2 separate regions of the Homo sapiens genome follow, and region 1 is linked to region 2. The links are chromatin loops, found by intact Hi-C in ENCODE. Cell type or tissue: Calu3. All regions are shown on one strand. Links, peaks and the distances in the headings refer to the core of each region. The heading gives the core; the rest is flanking DNA.

Evidence for each region. Peaks named below come from ENCODE experiments on the same cell type or tissue, not always from the same donor. Only the 100,000 strongest peaks of a DNase experiment are listed, where the experiment ranks them.
Region 1: it touches region 2 in a loop (5-fold over the local background); 12 of 110 quality-filtered maps call a loop at or near these places.

What each region holds. Positions count from the first base shown.
Region 1 is chr10:110,322,210-110,332,590 of GRCh38, forward strand. No RefSeq gene overlaps it. Among named protein-coding and RNA genes, the nearest start is that of SMNDC1, 22 kb to the left of the region's middle. RefSeq lists an enhancer at 3,000-3,159. In Calu3, for the core only: no CTCF peak of the experiment used is centred there; a DNase peak (open chromatin) is centred at 5,232.
Region 2 is chr10:110,404,554-110,414,934 of GRCh38, forward strand. No RefSeq gene overlaps it. Among named protein-coding and RNA genes, the nearest start is that of DUSP5-DT, 87 kb to the right of the region's middle. RefSeq lists enhancers at 5,414-6,613, 9,691-10,381, 10,065-10,194. In Calu3, for the core only: no CTCF peak of the experiment used is centred there; DNase peaks (open chromatin) are centred at 3,908, 6,048 and 6,678.

The DNA of each region.
Region 1 (10,381 bases), core at 3,684-7,683, 82 kb before region 2:
ATCCTCTTCCCTCCGAATTTGCTCCTCTTCTTATATTTACTTTTTCAGGAAATGATGCTACCTGCTGCCTTCTACAAGAGAGAACCCTGGAGTCCCTCTGAACTCATTCTTCTCCTTTCTTTTCTACTTCAGTGGGACACCAACTCCATCTACTATGTCATTACATAGCTCAAGCCTCTTTCCTTTCTCACAGCTGCTGTCTTAGTACAATTCCATATTTATAGCCTGGGAGTCTCCTAAATTGTCATCCTGATCTCTTCTCTTTCTGCTGCCGGAATGGTTATTTTAAGCCCGAATTCTGACCTTGTCACTTTCCAGTTTAAAATCTTCCAGTGATTTTCCATCCCTTTGGAAACAGAATTTCTATACCGTAGCATATTGCTTCAAGATCTGGGTCCTGATGTCATCTCTAGCCTTAGTTATGCCACTTGGAGGTCTCCAAATGAGCCACAGTGTCACACCTCTGTGGTTTGCCAATGTTGATCTTTTTTAGTGGAAGTTTATTCTCTTGTTTCTCAGGCTAATCTGTACTCATCCTTCAATCACCAACTCAAGGGTCATCTTCTCTTGGAAAACGTCCCTGACCCCTTTCCCTAGGTGGAACTGGATGCCCCCTGCTCATCCTGCGTAGTGCTGTGGTATCTGTGCTCCTTTACCTCTATTATATCTGGTGTTCCATTGTACTCTTGCCATTGATTTTCCTTTAGCATCAGGTCTTATTCATCTGTAGATCTCCAGAACATGGCAAATAGCTGGGGCTGAGTGTTTGTTGAATGAGCAAATGGCTGAGTGAAACAAGAGTTTGAATTGATTCCCTATATGGAGCCTATCTGTTTCTCAGGCAGTAAGTTCTTCTTTTGCCATGATAAACCTCCCCAAATAAGATTATCCAGGTGAGAAAACCAGCAAAGAACCTGAGGCAAAGGCCCAAGGAGGGGAACTTTGTACACGTGCTTACATAATGGACAGTGAGGCAACTGAGCTTATTTTTCCACCAAGGAGATGCGTTGGGCTAAGCAATTCATGTGTAACTTTGGTCACTAGCACATGAGTAGACCAACAATAAGCTTAAACTAGGAGAGTGATCTTTTTCAATGAAACCGTTTTGGACTCTTTTCTGCTGTAGGTGAGAGACTACCCTTCTTTGCTTTTTATACCACTTTTTGTGGACTAGTACTCATGTCCATCACTCATATCCCTAGGATTCTTCCTTCTAACTCTTAAGCCACTCATTTGCCAAAACAAAGCCCAAATTTCTCCAAAATATTGTCTTTTGTTTGCAGTCATTTTCAGCTCATCAGCATTATTGATTTTATGTCCACTCTGAAGGGAAGGCCACAGAGTTGACACCCAGGAAAATGATTCTCACTCAACTTACAGACCAGCTTAAACCAGGAAAAATGGGACCTGCAGAAAGATCTGGCTGTCCCAGACAAATGGGCATGAGTCAGGTTTAGCTCTGTCAGGAGGCCTCTCTGCTGCTGCATCACTGCCACATCAGCTGCCCTCCCGCACATTCCTGCTCTTGCTCCTTGTCTTCTGGAGCTGGTTGAGCATAGGCCCAGGGACCTAGTGAGTCAGCTCACTATGCCAGTTCCCTCCTCTGTGACCTGGTGCTTTTCTTTCCATCCTTTCTTTCCTTTCTATCGTCCTCCCAGATGATAACATTTCTCTTATAAAGATTATATTATGACCATACTTGAAAGATTTGTACATGTTTTGTTTATTTTCATTGCCGGAGCTAATTACCACACTAGTGCTTTCTGTAGATATCTCTTGTCTATCCCAGAATTCTTATCCTGAGTCCACTTAATAGATAACATAGGTGGGAGTCCTGAGACCTGGGAGAGGCAATATTCCTCCAATGTCCAGCCCAAGCCATATACTGAACATCTGTTGCCAACTCTCTTTGTACCCCCAAGAAACTCCTTTCATATGAGGGAGACCCCTTCATGGTTTACTAAAAAGCAATTTAGAAGTAGCAGAAGTAGCATCAACAAAGGTAAGTCAAAGAAGGAAAATAAGTTGTCAAGAACAGTGAGCAGTGATAGAGCTCAAAAAAATCAGACCACATATTTCTTTTTTTTTTTTGAGATGGAGTTTCACTCTGGTTGCCCAGGCTGGAGTGCAATGGCGTGATCTTGGCTCACTGCAACTTTCGCCTCCTGGGTTAAGGTGATTCTCCTGCCTCAAACTTCTGGTAGCTGGGATTACAGGCATGTGCCACCATGCCCAGCTAATTTTGTATTTTTAGTAGAGACAGGGTTTCTCCATGTTGGTCAGGCTGGTCTTGAACTCCCATTGACCACATATTTCTATGCTTGGGGTGTATCCATCAAAGTGAGTGGGTGACACTTGTCCCAGCCCAACACTGAATGACTCACTTTCTGTGCTATCAGCAAACAACCAAGGCTCTGCCCGGTAGTTAACAAACTCACCGAAGGAAACGCTATTCTGAATCTGTCACTAATTGAATTTTTAAATGTAATCCAATTGCCAGCCAATTTACAAACTTCCTCTGTATTCTCCAGGTTGTTTCTAGCCTTCCTCCTAATCACTTTTGCAGCCTGGCTGGATTTGATCAGGTTTATCTTTGTTTGGTTTGAGAAGGAATTGAAATGCCTCCTTCTCTTAAGAAGATGATTGTATATCCCTTGCAGTTTGCTTAGGGCACAGAGGTGATCTCATAGGGTTTTTCCACTCGGTGTATTTGATTTTAAAAACATAAATATGTGAAAGCCCCAATGTTGCCTCTTAAAATCCCCTTTGTGCTCAAAGAGGAAGTTTGGTGAACAGTTTCAGCAAAGTATCAGGAATATCAGATAGCATTGATTCACCGAGTTCTGGAAACAAACCTCAGCTTCTCCAGTCATTGGCTCATGATAAGAAAACTTCCCTTCCCACAAACTAATATGACAAAAAAGAGAGATCAGATAAAGATGACACATGAATTTGACGAGTGTTCCATCTTTTTTTACCCCAGCTCATGCTGTGCCCTTCTGGCTACATCATTGCCCTTGCTTCTCTACACAAAAGTCTTCTTCATTCTCACTCTTGCCCAGTAACCTTCACCAACATTCTGTCCTGTGGGGAGCTCTTCCTCCCCTGAACAACTCTGGCTTGCATGTAAAAATCTCCTAACATACACACACAGTATAGACTTTCCAAGGCAGGGACTCTGCTGAATTCTTATTTGCACACCTGTGGGATAAGCTGCTTAGCTCACAGCCCTGGTGTGCAATGCAGGCTGGGCATCAGAACTACCCATATAGCTTTTAAGAACTACAAATGTCTAGGTTGGGTGCAGTGGCTCACTCTGTAATCCCAGTGGAGGCCAAGGTGGGAGGATTGCTTGAGCCCAGGAATTCAAAACCAGCCTAGACAACATAGTGAGACCCCATCTCTACAAAATAAAAAATTTAAAAATTAGCCAGGCATGGTGGCATGCACCTGTGGTCCCAGCTACTCGGGAGGCTGAGGTGGGAGGATTGCTTGAGCCCAGGAGTTTGAGGCTACAGTGAGCCATGTTCACATCACTGCACTCCAGCCTGGGTGACACAGTAAGACCCCAACTCAAACAGCAACAACAACAAATAAACTACAAATGTCCAGACCCCACTCCGGGCCTTCTGAATCAAGATCACTCCATAGGTGACTCTGACTTGCGGCTGAAATGAGAACCACTAGCTTACCATCATTGGAAGGATTAAACGAGTTAACATACAGACGGATATTTTTTAAACTATAGACTTTCATGACAAATGCTAGGTATGATTCGTAGTGAATGCTACAGTTGCCCTCCACCCCATCCAACCCTTCTAACTCCTCCTCCCTTTCTCAAAGTTTCTGTTCAGAGGGTCACTCCTCCTCCACGCAGCCCCGTGGCTTCAGGGAAGCTGACCCCGCCTTCAGTGTCAGGTGAGGGGCTGATTTGTCTGAGCCTAAATCCATGATTCAGGAGTGGGGATGTGACTGGCCATTGAGACCCAGAAGGACTGCTGGAGGCTTCTGGGAAGAGTTTCCCTCACTTTGGGAAGCTTTGCTCTCCTGTCATGATTCTAGTTGTTACTGACAGCCATTCTGGGACCTTTCTCTCTCTCTTTCCTCTCTCCTTTCCCCAGAGGTAACAGGGCTTAGGATAATGCTATGAAAACACCTTGGTCTTTGACGGTGGATGGAGCTACCCTGAGCTGATCTCAATTTGGATTTCCATTTCTGTGCACCAGGAAATGCCTCATGGTTTAAGGCAGCTCTGTTACTTGTGGCTGAAATATCCTCCTGGCTACATTTGCTTTTAATTCCTTCTCAAGTATCATCTGACACAATGCCCTCTTTAGTAAATGCTTCAATAAGTATTTGTTGAATGTATGAATGACTTCATCGTCATTGAGTGCCTAGACTTGCTGGGTACTGGAGATACAGTAGCAACTAAAAGAAGTCCCTTTCCTTATGGATTTTATATTCTGGTGGGAATAAAACTGCACTTGTGGGTCAGGTTAGCAGCTTCTCTAGAGAAATAAACTTTATGTTTCTAGTTGTACAAACAGATGGTTCAACCCACATTAGGGGTTAGAATGGTAACATTTGTGCTAAAGAATCACTGCTTAGGAATTCACCTGACCACCAGAGTGACTTTCTGCAGCTAAAGAAAAAGGAAATGACAAGAAGAATCATGAAGAATACTTTGTCCCTAAGTTTATGACTCAGAGGAAAAACTACAGGGCTCTTGTTCCCAGATCTCAACACCAGAGCATGAGACAGGTCCTCGATTGCAGAAGACAAAGTGAGGAGTAACAATCTGAAAGATTCAGGATAACTCGATTTTAACAAATGAATGAAACTGGAAGAAGGGGAAACTGACGACCTGCTGAATGTTAATATTTGAGTCAGTGCAAGGTATCACGAGAGGTAGGGATCAGCTCATCTCTAGGTCTTCTGTCTGCAAGAAAGCAGGCAAAGGGAGGATGCTTCCAACTTACAGATTGTCTAGTGCAGCTTAAACTGAGGGACAGCCTTTCTTCTTTATTTTTGTATAGGATAGCCTCTTTTTCAAGATTGCCTTAGATGTATTCTTTGCACAAATGTTGGGATGATCCCATAACTTCTCCGGGGAAGTCAATGCTAGCTAGGGTGGCTACATTCACCACTCAGATTAAGGAAAGAGTCACCTGGCAAGTAAAATGACCGAAATGAAGAAATGTTTGGGGCAGCAACAGGCCTGGTGATTCAGCTGGGCTGGCCAGAGAGCAAATTCCAAGGGGTAGGATAGGAGGGGAAGCAGTCCAGCAACCTGAGGTAAGGGCCAAATTCAGGAAGATTAGTGATAACGCAAGGCAAAGGTAAACACGCTAGACCTGGAAGATGAGGGCTTCATAGAGCAGGGCTCAGGAACTTTAAGCCTGGACACTTGGGGAGCAAGAGGTAAGGACTTTGACCCTAAGATCCTGAGGTTAGGTCCCAGTAATAAAACTCAGCACCAGCTGACAGAAAGGACAATGACAAAGGGTGTACCCTTCAAGGGTAGGAGGAGTCCTACAGGCTTTGTGAGATATGGCACACAGTCAGTGCTGTGTAAATGTTAAAAGGGTGAATGAAGTCACTAGGCTGGGCTGTACGATGGCAGCAATCAGACTGTTTTTCATCCTTAAGCTCTAAAACTACTGGTTCTTCTGGAACTGGCAAAATTTTCAGTAAGATGCTTTAGTTCCCCAAAACAGATAATTGAGATAGTTTTTGTTTTGTTTTTGCCCAACCTGCTTCTATTCCCCTGGAGATAGCATTGCAGTTTTCTTTGGGGGACTGCGCCTCCTCTGCCTTCAAACCATGCAGCTCAGGTAATGCCCTGTTTACTAAATGCTTCAGTAAGCATTTATTGAATGAATGAAAAAATTCGGCCAGGCATGGTGGCTCACGCCTGTAATCCCAGCACTTTGGGAGGCCGAGGTGGGCAGATCACGAGGTCAGGAGATGGAGACCATCCTGGCTAACACGGTGAAATCCCGTCTCTACTAAAAATACAAAAAATTAGTCGGGCATGGTGGCGGGCGCCTGTAGTTCCAGCTACTCGGGAGGCTGAGGCAGAATGGCATGAACCCGGGAGGTGGAGCTTGCAGTGAGCCGAGATCACGCCACTGCACTCCAGCCTGGGCTACAGAGCGAGACTCCATCCCCCCTCCAAAAAAAAAAATTCATTGTCATTGAATGCCTAGACTTACCGAGTACTGGAGATAAAGTAGTAACTAAACCAAGTCCTTGTCCTTATGGATTTTATATTCTGGTGGGAATAAAACTGCACTTGTGGGTCAGGTTAGCAGCTTCTCTAGAGAAATAAGCTTTATGTTTCTAGTTGTACAAATAGATCGGTTCAACCAACAAAAGTGGTTCAAATGGGAACCCTTGTGCCAAAGGATCACTGCCAACCATGCTCTCCTATCTAGGAGTGGGCAAGTGGCTTGGCTAATTAGCATATTCCATTCCTCTATACACTGTGATTAGTTCGGGGATGGGCACATGATCTACGTTGTTCCAATGGAAGTTAATTCTGAGACTTTTGCTAGAACTACTGAGAAGGGGCCAGTTTTTCTCTGCTGAGGTTGCCGAGCTATACAATGTAGAATGTAAACCCAGGGTTGGCAGGAGTCACTGCATGGAGCTGGCCTGGCAGCAGATGGAACCAACTCAGAAAAAAGCATAGCTCGGGAAGTAGGGGATAGATTGAAAGACAATAATTCTGGTGACATAATTTGAGTTTCTGGTACCAGCTGTGCCTGAAGAGAGGCCTACCACTGGTCTTCTCTATGACTATTGCTTAAGCCAGCCTGAATTGGGTTTCCATTACTAACAACTTGGTGTCCTGAAATGATAAACAATGGAGACTGTATGATAAGTAACTGCTTTCCCATCTTGTCAGAGCTGATGAACTCCAGGCCAGGCGCAGTGGCTCACACCTGTAATCCCAGCACTTTGGGAGGCCAAGGTGGGTAGATTACTTGAGACCAGGAGGAGTTTGAGACCAGCCTGGCCAACATGGTGAAACCCCGTCTCTACTAGAAATACAAAAATTAGCCAGGTGTGGTGGTGCATGCCTGTAATCCCAGCTACTTGGGAGGCTGAGGCACGAAAATTGCTTGAACCCAGGAGGCGGAGCTTGCAGTGAGCTGAGATTGCGCCACTGCACTCCAGCCTGGGTGACAGAGAGAGACTCCATCTTAAAAAAAAAAAAAAAAAAGAGTTGAGGAAATCCAGCCAATCAACTAATACTTATGTAGTGATTTCTGTTGCCAGATATTGTTCTAAGTACTGGGGATACAGCTATAAACAGAAGTCCTTGCCCTCAAAGAGCTTACATTCCAGCAGGAGGAGACAATTGTTAAAGTAGTCAACAATAAATACATACGAAAAGTTTAGGTATAAATAAGAGCTATTAAGAAGATTAAATAGGAGCGAGCCACCTGCTCTCAGACAGGGCCCATCTCTCAGAGGGGGCAACATTTGAATTGCGGTCATAATGACAAGATACAAAGAAGCGGCCATTCAAAGACTGGGGCAAGAATGCCCTGAGGAGAATGAATAGCCGGTGCCAAGGCTCTAAGACAGGAACAAGACTGGCCTGTTCAAGAGACTAAAAAAAGGCACATGTGGCTGGAATGTCTCGAGTAAGGAGACCAGTAGAGAGAGGAAGATGGGGCAGAGAGGTAAGCTGAGGCAGTCCCCTCAATTTTGTGAGAATTTGAATTTTATTCTGAATGCAACAGACCTTCACTGGAGTTACTGAGACCTGATTTACCTTTTAAAAACATTATTCTAGGCCGGGCGTGGTGGCTCATGCCTGTAATCCCAGCACTTTGGGAGGCCAAGGTGGGCGGATCACTTGAGGTCAGGAGTTCAAGACCAGCCTGCCCAATATGGTGAAACCCTCTCTCTACTAAAAATACAAAAAAAGTAGCCAGGCATGGTGGCAGGCGTCTGTAATCCCAGCTACTCGGGAGGCTGAGGCAGGAGAATTGCTTGAACCTGGGAGGCAGAGGTTGCAGTGAGCCGAGATTGCGCCATTGCACTCCAGCCTGGGTGACAAGAGTGAAATTCCGTCTCAAAAAAAAAAAATTATTCTAGATGTGGGTTGAAGGTTGGACTTAAGGAAGGCAAGAGGGACATAAGGAGGACCTATTAGGAGATAATGCAGTAGTCCAGGCAAGAGATGATGGAGGGGCCCCAGGCCAGGGTTGGAGCAGTGGAGATGGAAATAGAGAAAGGGGGTTGCATTCAGGATACATTTTGGAGGCTTAGTCAATAGAATGTACTGTGGGTTAAAGGGAGGTGTGAGGAAAAGATGATTTAAGCCTGATGACTAAGTTTTAGCCTGAGCAGCCAGGTGAATGATGGCGCCATTTACAAAAATGAGAAAGTCAAGGCGGGGTGTGATGGAATCCATATTGTTGGGAGAAAAGCTGAGTCGTTGGGAGAGAAGCTGAGGTGGAGCTTACATGTCTGCTAGACTTGCTGGCTCCTTGCTTCTAGCACTCCCATTGTCTCAAGTAGCCATATGTTTCTCATTCACTTGATACACCATTTCGTTTCAACCCCCACATCCTCACCACCTGTTTCTTTGATCACCAACAAATAGCGAGGGCTCCCAAAGCTCAGGGCCTTCCCAGCCTCCACACTCGCGATGGCCCCCTGGTCCCACTTTCTCTCTCAAACTGTCTTTTTCTCATTCTTTTGACTCTGCTGGATTTCGTCGCCCCCATGACCTGGTGTTGAGTCTGATCACCCCAACACATATTGCTGCCTCAGCTATGCAAGACATCCAAGTGTAGATGTCAAATGGGCAAAGGGATAGAACATTCCTGGAGTTCCTTTTTTCTTTTTCTTGCTTAAACAACAAATTTATTTTCTCACAGTTCTGGAGACTAGAAACCTAAGTCCGAGATCACAGTGTCAGCAGGGCTGCTTTCTTCTGAGGGCTCTCTCCTGGGCTTAGAGATGCCCATCTTCTCTCTGTGTATTTGCATGGTCTTCTGTCTGTTTGTGTCTGCATCCTAATCTCTTCTTTGTATAAGCAAGAGGTGACAGCGTGCTGGCAGCCCTTGCAGCCCTCGCTCGCTCTTGGCACCTCCTCGGCCTCGGCGCCCACTCTGTCCACACTTGAGGAGTCCTTCAGCCCTCTGCTGCACTGTGGGAGCCCCTTTCTGGGCTGGCCGAGGCCGGAGCTGGCTCCCTCAGCTTGCGGGGAGGTGTGGAGGGAGAGGCGTGGGCGGAACCGTGGAACCGGGGCTGCTCATGGCGCTTGTGGGCCAGCACGAGTTCCGGGTGGGCGTGGGCTCGGCGGCCCCGCACCCGGAGTGGCCAGCTGGCCCCACCGGCCCCAGGCAGTGAGGGGCTTAGCACCCGGATGAGCAGCTGTGGAGGGTGTGCCGGGTCCCCCAGCAGTGCCAGCCCAGCAGCGCTACACTGGCTTTCTCGCTGGGCCTTAGCTGCCTCCCCACAGGGCAGGGCTCAGGACCTGCAGCCCGCCATGCCTGAGCCTCCCCTGCCCTGCCCCCTGCTGTGGGTTCCTGTGCCGCCTGAGCCTCCCCGACGAGCGCCGCCCCCTGCTCCACGGTGCCCAGTCCCATCGACTGCCCAAGGGCTGAGGAGTGCGGACGCAAGGCGTGGGACTGGCAGGCAGCTCCACCTGCGGCCCCAGTGCGGGATCCACTGGGTGAAGCCAGCTGGGCTCCTGAGTCTTGTGGGGACTTGGAGAACTTTTAAGTCTAGCTGGGGGATTGTATATGCACCAATCAGCACCCTGTGTCTAGTCAGGGTTTGTAAATGCACCAATCAGCACTCTGTGTCTAGCTCAAGGTTTGTAAACACACCAATCAGCACCCTGTGTCTAGCTCAAGGTTTGTAAATGCACCAATCAGTGCTTTGTGTCTAGCTGATCTGGTGGGGACTTGGAGAACCTTTATGTCTAGCTAATGGATTGTGAATGCACCAATCAGCACTCTGTGTCTAGCTCAGGGTTTGTAAATGCACCAATCAGCACCCTGTGTCTAGCTCAGGGTTTGTGAATGCACCAATCAGTGCTCTGTGTCTAGCTAATCTAGTGGGGACTTGGAGAACTTTTGTGTCTAGTTCAGGGACTGTAAATGCACCAATCAGTTCCCTGTCAAAACGGACCAATCAGCTCTCTGTAAAACAGACCAATCAGCTCTCTGTAAAATGGACCAATCAGCGGAATGTGGGTGGGGCCAGATAAGGGAATAAAAGCAGGCTGCCGGAGCCGGCAGTGGCAACCCGTTCAGATCTGTTTTCATGCTGTGGAAGCTTTGTTCTTTTGCTCTTTGCAATAAATCTTTCTGTTGCTCACTCTTTGGATTCACACTGCCTTTATGAGCTG
Region 2 (10,381 bases), core at 3,614-7,613:
GGTGCCGAGGTTATATGGCAGCAAGCCTCTTCCCAGGCCTCTAATTACTTACTCAGCTGTTGCTGACAATTGCATCACAAGAGCAGTTGGTTTACACTAAGAGTTTTTACTTCTAAATTGGTAAGGATCCATAGGCACTGCTTCTGCCCAAACCTGCTTGAGTCTCCACTCTGCTGTTTGTACAGTTCCTGCTTTCCCCTCACCCTGCTGCTGAGAGCCAAGGCCTTCTCTTCCCTCCCCCTCTGTCTTCCCATCTGCACCAGGCCCCATCCTGGCCCCTTCCACCCCCAGTACCTCCGGGTCTTCTGCCCCTGATGCCCCATTCCATTCCTCCCTTTGCTTCTGCTGCTGTCCTCCAAGAGTGGTCCCTGCTGCAGGCTGGCCACCCGCTGGGAGGTCTTTAGTGCTCCTCGTCTCCCAGGCAACAGTGCCATTGCTTTAGATGCCAGGCTGGAGCCTGGTATTCCAGGATGCCGCAGAAGGGCATTTCCTTTTTCCATCTCGGAAGCCACCAGGAGGCCTTCACACCTCCCAACCCATCCAACTTCCCCATCTGGTACCTTCGAACACTGTGGGAAGCAGGAAATATCTAGTTAACCCTCAAGGGCTAGAACGTCTCTTAGTGAGGAGCTCAGGAGCCTGTGGGGAGACCGTGTTTCACTCAAGATGAGCCCTAGCCCTTACTGTGAACTGTTTCAAATGAGAAGATACTGCAACAAGGTCGGAGGGCAAGTTTTGGGTTTTTCTTTGGCCTTCCGGAAGGACTAGGTCAATGCTATTCAATATGGTTGCCACTAGCTATATGTGGCTATTAAATTTAAATTAATTAAAGTTGAAGAAAATTTCAAATTCCATTCCTTAGTTCACTTGTGTCTGGTGGTGGCCACACTGAACAGTGCAGATAGAACGTTTCTGTTATCACTGAAAGTTCTGCGCTACAACATGAGCTGTAAGCACGGGCTTGGAGGTCAGAGCTGCTCTCTGCTGTTGACTCTGTGGCCCTGGGCAACTTGCTCAACTTCCTGATGCTTCCCTCATTTCTCCTCATTTCTGTAATAGTAGCTGTCTTAGAGTGTCCTGGGGGCCAAAGGAGATAATCCAGGTACATGCTCAGCACGGCATCTGATAACCGAAAGGGCTGATAAGTAGAAGCTCCTGGCTCCTGGAGAGAGGCTGCCACTTGGTAAAGTAGAAATACTTAGGATGAAGGGGACTGAACGCTAGCCTCCCTGTAAGTCCCATGTGAAGGCTGTGAGCTACATCACCCAAATTAAAAAGAGTAAATCAGAATTAATCACAATAAAATGGAAAACTCCAGCACAGATTTTTCTCTGGAGCCTGGGACCTAACATTCAATAGTCTGCTGAGCCGCCCAGTTAGATTCCTTCCAGGATCCATTAAGTCAAGAAACCCAAATGGAATGGACCCTCTTCCACACAAACCCCACCCATTCCTCCTGCATTTCCTAGCCCAGGAGTAGCATCTGGTCTCCAGAAAGCTAGAAACATAATTTATAACCCTATGATGTAATTGGAGTTATTATCACCATTTTACAGACAAGGAAATTGAATCCCAGAGATATTACCCACCTTGCAAGTTAGTGGTAGAGTCAGGCTCTTAACCCACAGACTCTGCTGCCTCGATCCACCCTCAAAGCCACTTGACTTTACCTCCTCAATCTGTGCACTTCTCTCCAACCCCATGGCCAACACATGACACTGGCTCCTCACCACAGTCCCCTTACCAGCCCTCTTCGTGGCCCAGTTCTGCAGTGTGCCTAAGGCAGTCACTTCTGAAAGCTCAACCTCGAGTCTGTTTCTTCAGCTCTCCCAGTGATTCTGCAAGCCATTCAACACCCTGTCACAAGCCCTCTCCTGTTTAGAATAGCAAGAGTGTTTCTCTTCTCAGTTGAATCTTAACTGATGCCACTAGCTCAGAGCTAGGTGCATTGAGTTCTGAATAAATACTTAGGTCCATTGAAAAGCACATGTTTGGTGCCCATTTTCCAGGTGCTCTATTAAGGGCTCAGGGTCATGTACAGGGTCTTTGCCCTCAAAGAGTTTGCTGCCTAGCAGAGATGCCTACCAGGAATTCAGAAAAGGGAAAAAATTTCAACAGGGGCTTGTGGACATCTTGCTTTGTGGTCAGCTTCCATTCACCTATGTCTAGTAAGCATACCTCAATTGGTAAAGCCAGCTCCACCAGGAGCTCCAGAGAGGTGAAGGAGATTTAGGTCTAAGTTAATCCACTAACTCCATCCCCTGGACACATTGATTGGTTTGGGAATGGGAATCTGACCCAAGTTAGACCAGAGAATGACAATACATCTCAATTCCAAGACAAAGTTTGAGGAGCTCTGGAGAAATAAGACTCACTCCTTCCGCTATACCAAAAAATTGTAAGGACGTGAGTGCCAGAACTGCTGTGCCTTTTGCTACTCTGTAGAGCCTGAAACCTCCGCCTTCATAAAAACGGGTAGACGAAGATTTGGAGAGAAAGAAAATACTGATGATGTTGTTTGAGCTCTGAATCCAACTGTAACTAAATAAGATCACCTGGGTTTTTGGTTTCCTTGAGCCCCAAATTCCCATTTTTTTCTTAAGCCTCTTTGGGAGGGAGGTTTCTGTCACTTGCAATCAAAAGTGTCCTCACTGATTTAGAAGGTGTCCTGGAGGAGATGGAAGGAATGAGACTCTGAATGACTGACGATAATTAGGGGGAGAGATGGGAGGACATTCCAGGCAGAGAAACAGTCCATGGAAACCTGTGGAGCTGGGCTCCTGCTGGAATTTGAAGCCCAGGCATCGAATGCTGACTCTACACCCTGGTAGCCTCCTAACTCTTACCCTTCCTCTGAGCCACAGGATACTCTTGAAATGGGCTTTACGCTTTAAGCCTCACAGGGATGTGGGATGAAGATAATACATGCCAGTGTGTGATGGTGCCTGACTCTCAACACATGACTGCTGAGCAAACAAACCAGTCATTTCATAGGAGAAGAGAATGGAATAGGAAAATAACATGTGGTAAGGTGTGGAAAGCTGGGGAGGTTCATCTACCAAGCCCTGCCACGAGCTTTGTCCCTCTCATCCCTGCCCTCATAGCAACCTGTAGGGTATTGTCATTGCTGCCTAGCAGAGATGCCTACCAGGAGAGCAGTGATGCAGGAATTCAGAAAAGGGAAAAAATATCCAGATAAGAGAATTGAGGCTTAGAGAAGTGAAGTAACTTATCTAAAGTCACATAGCTAAGAAGCACAGAAACTAACGATTCAAACTCATATTTTCTCCACCGTAACGACTGTTCCCTGTGGGCTGGAGCTGAGATCTCTGCTGGCCTCCAGTGCAGGCTGAGCAGAATGGCCCCTCTCCTGTAAGTCCAGGCAAGCTGCCTGGCCTGGGGCAAATACGGAAAGGAATGTTTCTAGTCACTACCAGATGATGAATAGGTGGACCTGAAAGGCCAAGCATGGTACAGAGAAGACATTTCCACCAGCCAGCTCTCCAGGACACTGACTCGGGTAGCAGGGGTGAGAGTACAGACACCTCCCTGGGAAGGAAGCAGAGGAAACCCAAATTTGGGGAGTAGAGAGTCTAAGCTACCCAGAGGGGCTGGAGGAGGCCTGGGTCCCTGCAACCAAGACCATTCTGGAAAACAAGCAATCCCTGCCCAAGGGCCCTGCTATGTGGGCGGTAGGGAGAGGCTAGGGGAGGAAGTGTGGATGAGGCCTGGGGAGCTCTTCCCTAGTGCGGAGGTGGTGACTTCACTTTCCCAGGCCTTGATTTGCATCTGTGCCCTGGGCCTCTAGGAGGGGGTTGTTTGTGGAGAGGGTGGGTGTGTCTGTTGTTTGTGTGTTTTTCCTTCTGCCTTTAGCCCTCCCCCTTCCCCTCCTCAGTAACTAGTAGAACCTGCAAGGCTCATGCCCAGCCTGGGTCCCTTCCTCTGACTCAGTGGAAGGGCAGGAGAGTGCCCCGAGGAGCTGCCCACATCCCTGGCTGAGTGCCTCACCCCCAGGGCCTCCACGAGGAGCAGCTTCCACAGGGTGCCTGTGGGGCTCGTTCCTCTGGATGCTTTTCCCTTTGCTGTGAATGCCTCTGGGGCACGAATATATGGCCCTTGGGTCTAGGCCTTAGGGCTTCCGGTGACCAGGATAGGAAGTGTTGCAGGCCCTGCCCCGAGGGCGGCGCATTAGCTTTTCCCCCACTGCTTTCATCTACCCATCTCACCAGATTCCCCCATCAACCAGAGGTGGGTGTATCACCCCCATTTCACAGAGGAATAAAGTGAGGCCAGAAAAGGGAGAATGACTTGCCCAAAGTCATATGGCTAACAAGTGGCCTGGCAACTGGAATCTGCCTTTTTGGTCCCCATTCTGAAGCTCTTTCCATCACAGGCTACTAATGTTCCCACACAGGGTGCAGGGATGCTGCTTTCCTCTCTGATATGGGACCTCACTGGACTCGCTCCCGAGTCTGCCCAAGTCATCTCTGGAAGTCCCTCGGGTGTCTTGTAAGTGCCCGCAGCCAGCCTGCTAATGTGTCTTCCACTTGACCTCTTTGTTGCTGTCGGCTGTGCACTGGGCAACTGCGGCAGGACCTTGCCTTACTCCCTGCCTGGGCTGCTCCATGAGGCCCCTGTTTCTCTATTTAAGGTGTGACCCCTGGTGCTGGCCAGTATGGCAGTCCTCAGTGCCTACCGAGGCAAAACGGTTTTGTGCTCTGAATTGAAAGAGGCAGAAAGCTCCTCTCCCTACTGTGTGTCCCAATTTGTAAGCTGGGCTCCAAAGAAGCCTTTTCAGCTTTTCCCTGCAGCCTCCTCTCTAAAGGGAGTAAGGGGCCAGTGTTTCCTGCTAGCCTGTCCCCATTCACTCACTTGCAATAAAAGCCTCAGCTCAGTTTATATGATTCCGGTGAAACTGCCCCCATCAGCACCATGACCAGGCTCCCTATACACATCCCCTTCCCAGACACTCAGATCTGGGAGTGGAGATTATGATCCTGCAATCAGTACCCTCTACCCCCCTGCCACAGTTATTGGTTAAGGGATGGGTACATGACCGAAGGCAGGCAAATCAGAGCCAATGAAACTCAGTTCCAGAACTTTTGAACTAGTTCTTTGCCCTGGTGAGAGGGTGTGAGGCCTGGAGCTTCTGCAGTCATCTTGCCCCCATGGGGTGGAACCAGCCAGTGATCGAGCTGTCACCTGGAGAAGAGCTGAGCCGAAAGATAACAGAGAACATGAAGTTTTGGTGACATTGTTTAGAGCCCCTGATTAAGTCTTGTCTGAAACCAGCCACACCCCTTGGACTTCCATTCTAAAGTCAGTAAATTCCGTTTTTGCATTAAGCAAAAAAAAAAAAAAAAAGAAAGAAAAGAAAGAAAAAAAAAATTTTTTTTTTCAGTCACATCCACCATTCCAGCAATACAGAGAATGAGACTCAGGCCCCTTGCTCCTTTGTACTCCATGCTTAACCTCTCACCAAACTTCCTCCTTAGAGGCCTATCTACCCTCATGCAAATTAACTCATACAAACAGATACCGAGGAGGCCCACTACTAACCCGTAAGTGCCTTTGCCTTTGTGCTATTTGGAACTGTTTGATCTATACAGAAAAATTTGTCCCAGATACAGTCCATACTTGGCTTGGTGAGGTAGGGGTGGGTGGGAGGAAAGAAAGGTGGGGAGAGAGAACAAGGCACAGCGGCCAACACTCGCTCTGCCCAAGCAGATGCTGAACCCCAAGTTCATCCTGTCACTCTGAAGGGATGGTGTCCACACCAGAATTGGCCTAGGGCTGGATGTGCAGTAGAACTCAAGAAAGGCTGCCTGCCTTGGTCTTTGGAATTCCTCCTACTGCTCCCAGTTAGAAGGATGAGTTAGAAGAAAGAAGAGACCGTCAATCAAGTTGCTGGGTTTCGTAAACTGGCCCCACTTCCCAGGAGGATTTATCCGTGAGCCAGAGGCACCTCATTTCTCACTGCACCCTTTGGCCTGGCTCCAGCCACACCCCCACCCGCAAATAAGTCCTTTTCCTTCCTAGAGCAGGAGCCAGAGAATGAGTCAGTACCTCATTCTCTTCATTCTTTCATCACTGGTCAGGCCTCACCCTTCCCTCGGCCATCCCCTCCTCTGGGCAACCATCTGGATCATGTGTGGGCAAGGCTGTTCCCATACAGCCAGCTTGGAGGGTCCTCTGTGTGAGACAGGAGTGGGCAGGGCTGACCTCTCAGCTCCTGGGGACTGGAGAGAGAGCTGGGGCCTCCAGGGATGGGCCGCAACTACTGGAGTCTCTCCCAGCCCCTAAAGAAGGGTATTTCCTGGGGCCCTGTCTTCCTCCTCGGGCATCAAGTTTATTTCTGTGTCTGTCCTAGCAAAGAGGAATGAAAACTCCTTTAGGGAGTCCCCGCCATGCCCCAGACCCCACCACGAACTCTGAATTCTCGTGGCAATCCTCTATGTGGCGACCATCAGCCACACTGGAATGGAGGGACAAGGCTGTCGGGAGGAGGCATTTCTCACGCCTGTGCCGTGAACGTGCTACCTCTGCATGCTCAAGCCCATGCTGCGCCACTCACAAGGGGCTGTAGCATTCTGGGCCAGCGCCCTTCTCTCTCTGCCTCCTCGCCTACAGCAAGCTTTCTTCAGGCCTGCGGCTGGTGGGCCCCAAGCCAAGAGTGGATTCTTTCATACTCTCTGGTCTAAATCAAGCTGCATCAGGTGGCACTCCCGGTGACCCTCCTGCCTTATTTGGAAGAAGAGGAGGAAGCCAGATAAGAAACCATCCAGGCACCATGGGCCCTTCTTATGGGTCACCCCACAGATGGCATCATTCTCCAGAGAGTGGGGAATATGAGCTCCGAGAGGCCCTGAGCAAGGTGTCAAAGGAAGAGAATAAAATGAAGGAGCTGCCTTATAGGGCCCTAGAGGAGGACAAATATTTGCAAGTGGTAGTCATTTTCTCCCTGCAATTAAAGGAATTCTCCACTTTAAAGCAAATGAAAATTAAAGGGAATGTGGGAGCCAGAGGGAGCCCCTGGGAATGTTACGGGGGGAGGGTAGTCTGTGAGGAGGGGTCTACTGGGCCTGTTCAGTCAGAGCCCCGTCTGGAGCAAAGGTTGACCTCAGGCTCTGTTCTGGGTCTCCACAGTATTAAATCACCAAAGGGAGAGCTTCAGAAGCCCCAGATAGCCCTGGTGTCTCCAAAGAACTAGAGAAAAGCAGCAGCCTTGGACCTTGGAGAATCTTCCAACATCACTTCCCAGCCCTGGTGTCTCCAAAGAACTAGAGAAAAGCAGCAGCCTTGGACCTTGGAGAATCTTCCAACATCACTTCCCAGCCCTGGCCACACATTAGAATCACCCAAAGAGCTTTTAAAAATATTCACTCCAAGGCCGGATGCGGTGGCTCACACCTGTAATCCCAGCACTTTCGGAGGCCAAGGTGGGAGGATCTCCTGAGGTCAGGAATTCGAGAACAGCCTGGCCAACATGGTGAAACCCTGTCTCTACTGAGCTGAGATCACACCACTGCACTCCAGCCTGGGTGACAGAGTGAGACTCTGTCTCAAAAAAAAATACCCCAGACCAAATGGATCATAATCTCTCTCAGAATGGGGGCTGGGCAGCTATTTTGTTTAATCTATTCACACGATACTACTGAGCTGTACTTCTCAAATTTCCCTTATGAGAAAAATCAGCTGGGGGGCACGTTTAAAAACGAAAAAGAAGGCCGGGTGCAGTGGCTCAAGCCTGTAATCCCAGCACTTTAGGAGGCCGAGGCAGGCGGATCACAAGGTCAGGAGTTGGAGACCAGCCAGCCTGGCCAACATGGTGAAACCTTGTCTCTACCAAAAATACAAAAATTAGCCGGGTGTGGTGGCACATGCCTGTAATATCCTAGCTACTGGGGAGGCTGAGGCAGGAGAATCGCTTGAACCCGGGAGGCAGAAGTTGCAGTGAGCCGAGATTGCACAACTACACTCCAGCCTAGGTGACTGAGCAAGACTCCATCTCAAAAAGAAAGAAAGAAAGAGTGAGAGAGAGAGAAAGAGAGAGAGAAAGAAAGAAAGAAAGAGAGAGAGAGAGAGAGAGAGAGAGAGAAAGAAAGAAAGAAAGAAAGAAAGAAAGAAAGAAAGAAAGAAAGAAAGAAGGAAGGAAAGAAAAGAAAGAAAGAAAGAAAAACAAAAACAAAAAGAATTATCAGGCTCCCAATCAAGCAAAGCCAGCAAATCAGAATATCTGGAGGTGACTGGTGAAAATCAGAACCTCTGGGGAATTAGGCCCAGGTCTTTTTTGCATTTCTACCAGGCTTCCCAGGGGACATCTATGCTGACAGAAATTGCAAAATCACATTCTAATCCTCTGGTCTTTGCCCCAGCTCGCTCAGCTGGTTGCCCCTTTGACCCTCGGGCCTCCCTAGAGGCCTTCTCTGTGAACACACCGTAGCATCTGTCTTCTTCCTAGCACTCATCAATATTTGTGATTGTATATTTATTTCTGTGTTTCTTTAATGCCAGTCTCCCACCTAGATGATAAACTCTGTAAGGGCAAGAACCAGGTCTGTTTGGTTCTGTGTAAGGTGGTGGTGAATTACCAGTGTAGGCTCTGAAGCTTGGACTGCCTGGCCTCATATCCCAGCTCCCCTACCCAGCTGTTCTTTGATCTTCAGCAAGTTGCTTCTCCTTCCTGTGCCTCAGTGTTCTCATCTGTAAAATGGATATTTGAATAGTAGTACCTGCCTCACATGGTTGATGGGAGGAATAAATGAAATTATATATGTAAAACATTTAGCATTGTCAATGGCACATTGGAAATTGTCAATAAACATTAATTATATCAATAACAAGCCACCACCACAACTTAATAGCTGAAAACTGCAACCATGTAATTGCTCACAATTCTGTGGGTTGACAGTTTGGTCAAGGCTCAGCAGGGTGGCTTGTTTCTGCTCCAGATGGTTTTGGCTGGGCTCACTCTTACATTTTTGGTCAAGTGGCTTGTTGACTGGGACTGCATAGTCTAACTTGATGGGCTGTTGGTGGAGGCTGTCAGTGAGGGAGGCTCAGTTCTCCTCCATGTGGCCTCTCCAGCAGACTAGCTGGGGCTTCCTCATGTGGTAGCTGGGTTCCAAGAGGGCGAGAGCAAAAGTCAAGAGTCACTTTCGCAGCATTAGTCAAAGCAAGTTACAAGGTCATCCTAGAGTCAAAGGACAGAGAAGTAGTGCTAGTTTTTGTTAGGAGGAGGTGCAAAGACTTCCTGGACATTTTTCATCCTCCATAGTTGCTTGTTCCTGAATCTAGCATGGTATACTCAGGTGCATGGCCCAGTATGCATTTAATAGGTATTTGTTGAAGAAATAACAAATGGATGTGCAGAGGAGAAAGAAACTAGAGGCTCGAGAGGAAAACTGATTTGCTCAAGGTCACAAAGCAAATGAGCGGCAGCACCAGGACGAGAAACTAGGTCCTGGCGCTCAGTCTTGCCTCTTCCCGTTGCATCAATCTGCTCAGACAGCTGCCTGAAGTGGGGTTGAATTCTTCAAATAATTGCCTCACTCCTCAGCTTCTGTTGAGCCTCTGGAGATATATCTAGAAGGTCAGGACTGTGCTTGCTTCCTGAAAAGTCTGGGGATGGAAAGAAGGGAGCACTTTTCATTTCCCAGGGCATAACGCATTGCAGAAAATGATCAGAGAGCATCAGCAGTCCTCCTTGGGTTCCACTGTATGTGGCCAGCGGCCAGGTTGGGAGGTCAGAGACAAAGGCAGACTCCAGTATAGACGCTCTGTGGCCTGCTTCTCATGTACCTGCTCTCACACACGTGTGCACACACACATACATGCATGCACCTTCTCTCGCCTCTCTCTTTAAGGTCTGGAAGAAAGCTACCATAAGTTTGAGCAGTTGGCCACATGGTCTCATTTGGGCTCTCAATTGGACTAGCAATTTCAGGAATTTGAACAGCAATTTTTGAACAGGGAGTTTGGGGAACGGCAGCAGGGGAAAGTTGGGAGGCGCAGAAGGGGTTGTGAAATGCATGCTACAATTCCGTCATCAGCCCCTTCCTGTTGTTCTGGTACCGGGGGGAAACCTGGGCTGGCAAGACTGCGCTTCCTCCATCTAGAAGCTTTCCTCAGGCCTGCTGAGTCACCCACCTGCTGCGGGGAATGCACCTATTTTTAGCCTGAGGTAAATGAGCCCTGTAGTCACCCAGACCACATTCTCTTGGGTGTCTTTGTCACAGATGGTGTGGCCGGATGGGGACCACATTGAAGAGACCTCACCCCCACCCCTAACAAGGTCTCTTCCTCTCCTTCCTCTGAGAAGCCTCACTGCACAGCAGTGACTCACATAACCCCAGGAGAGAATGCGGCAGAGGGTGGCAGT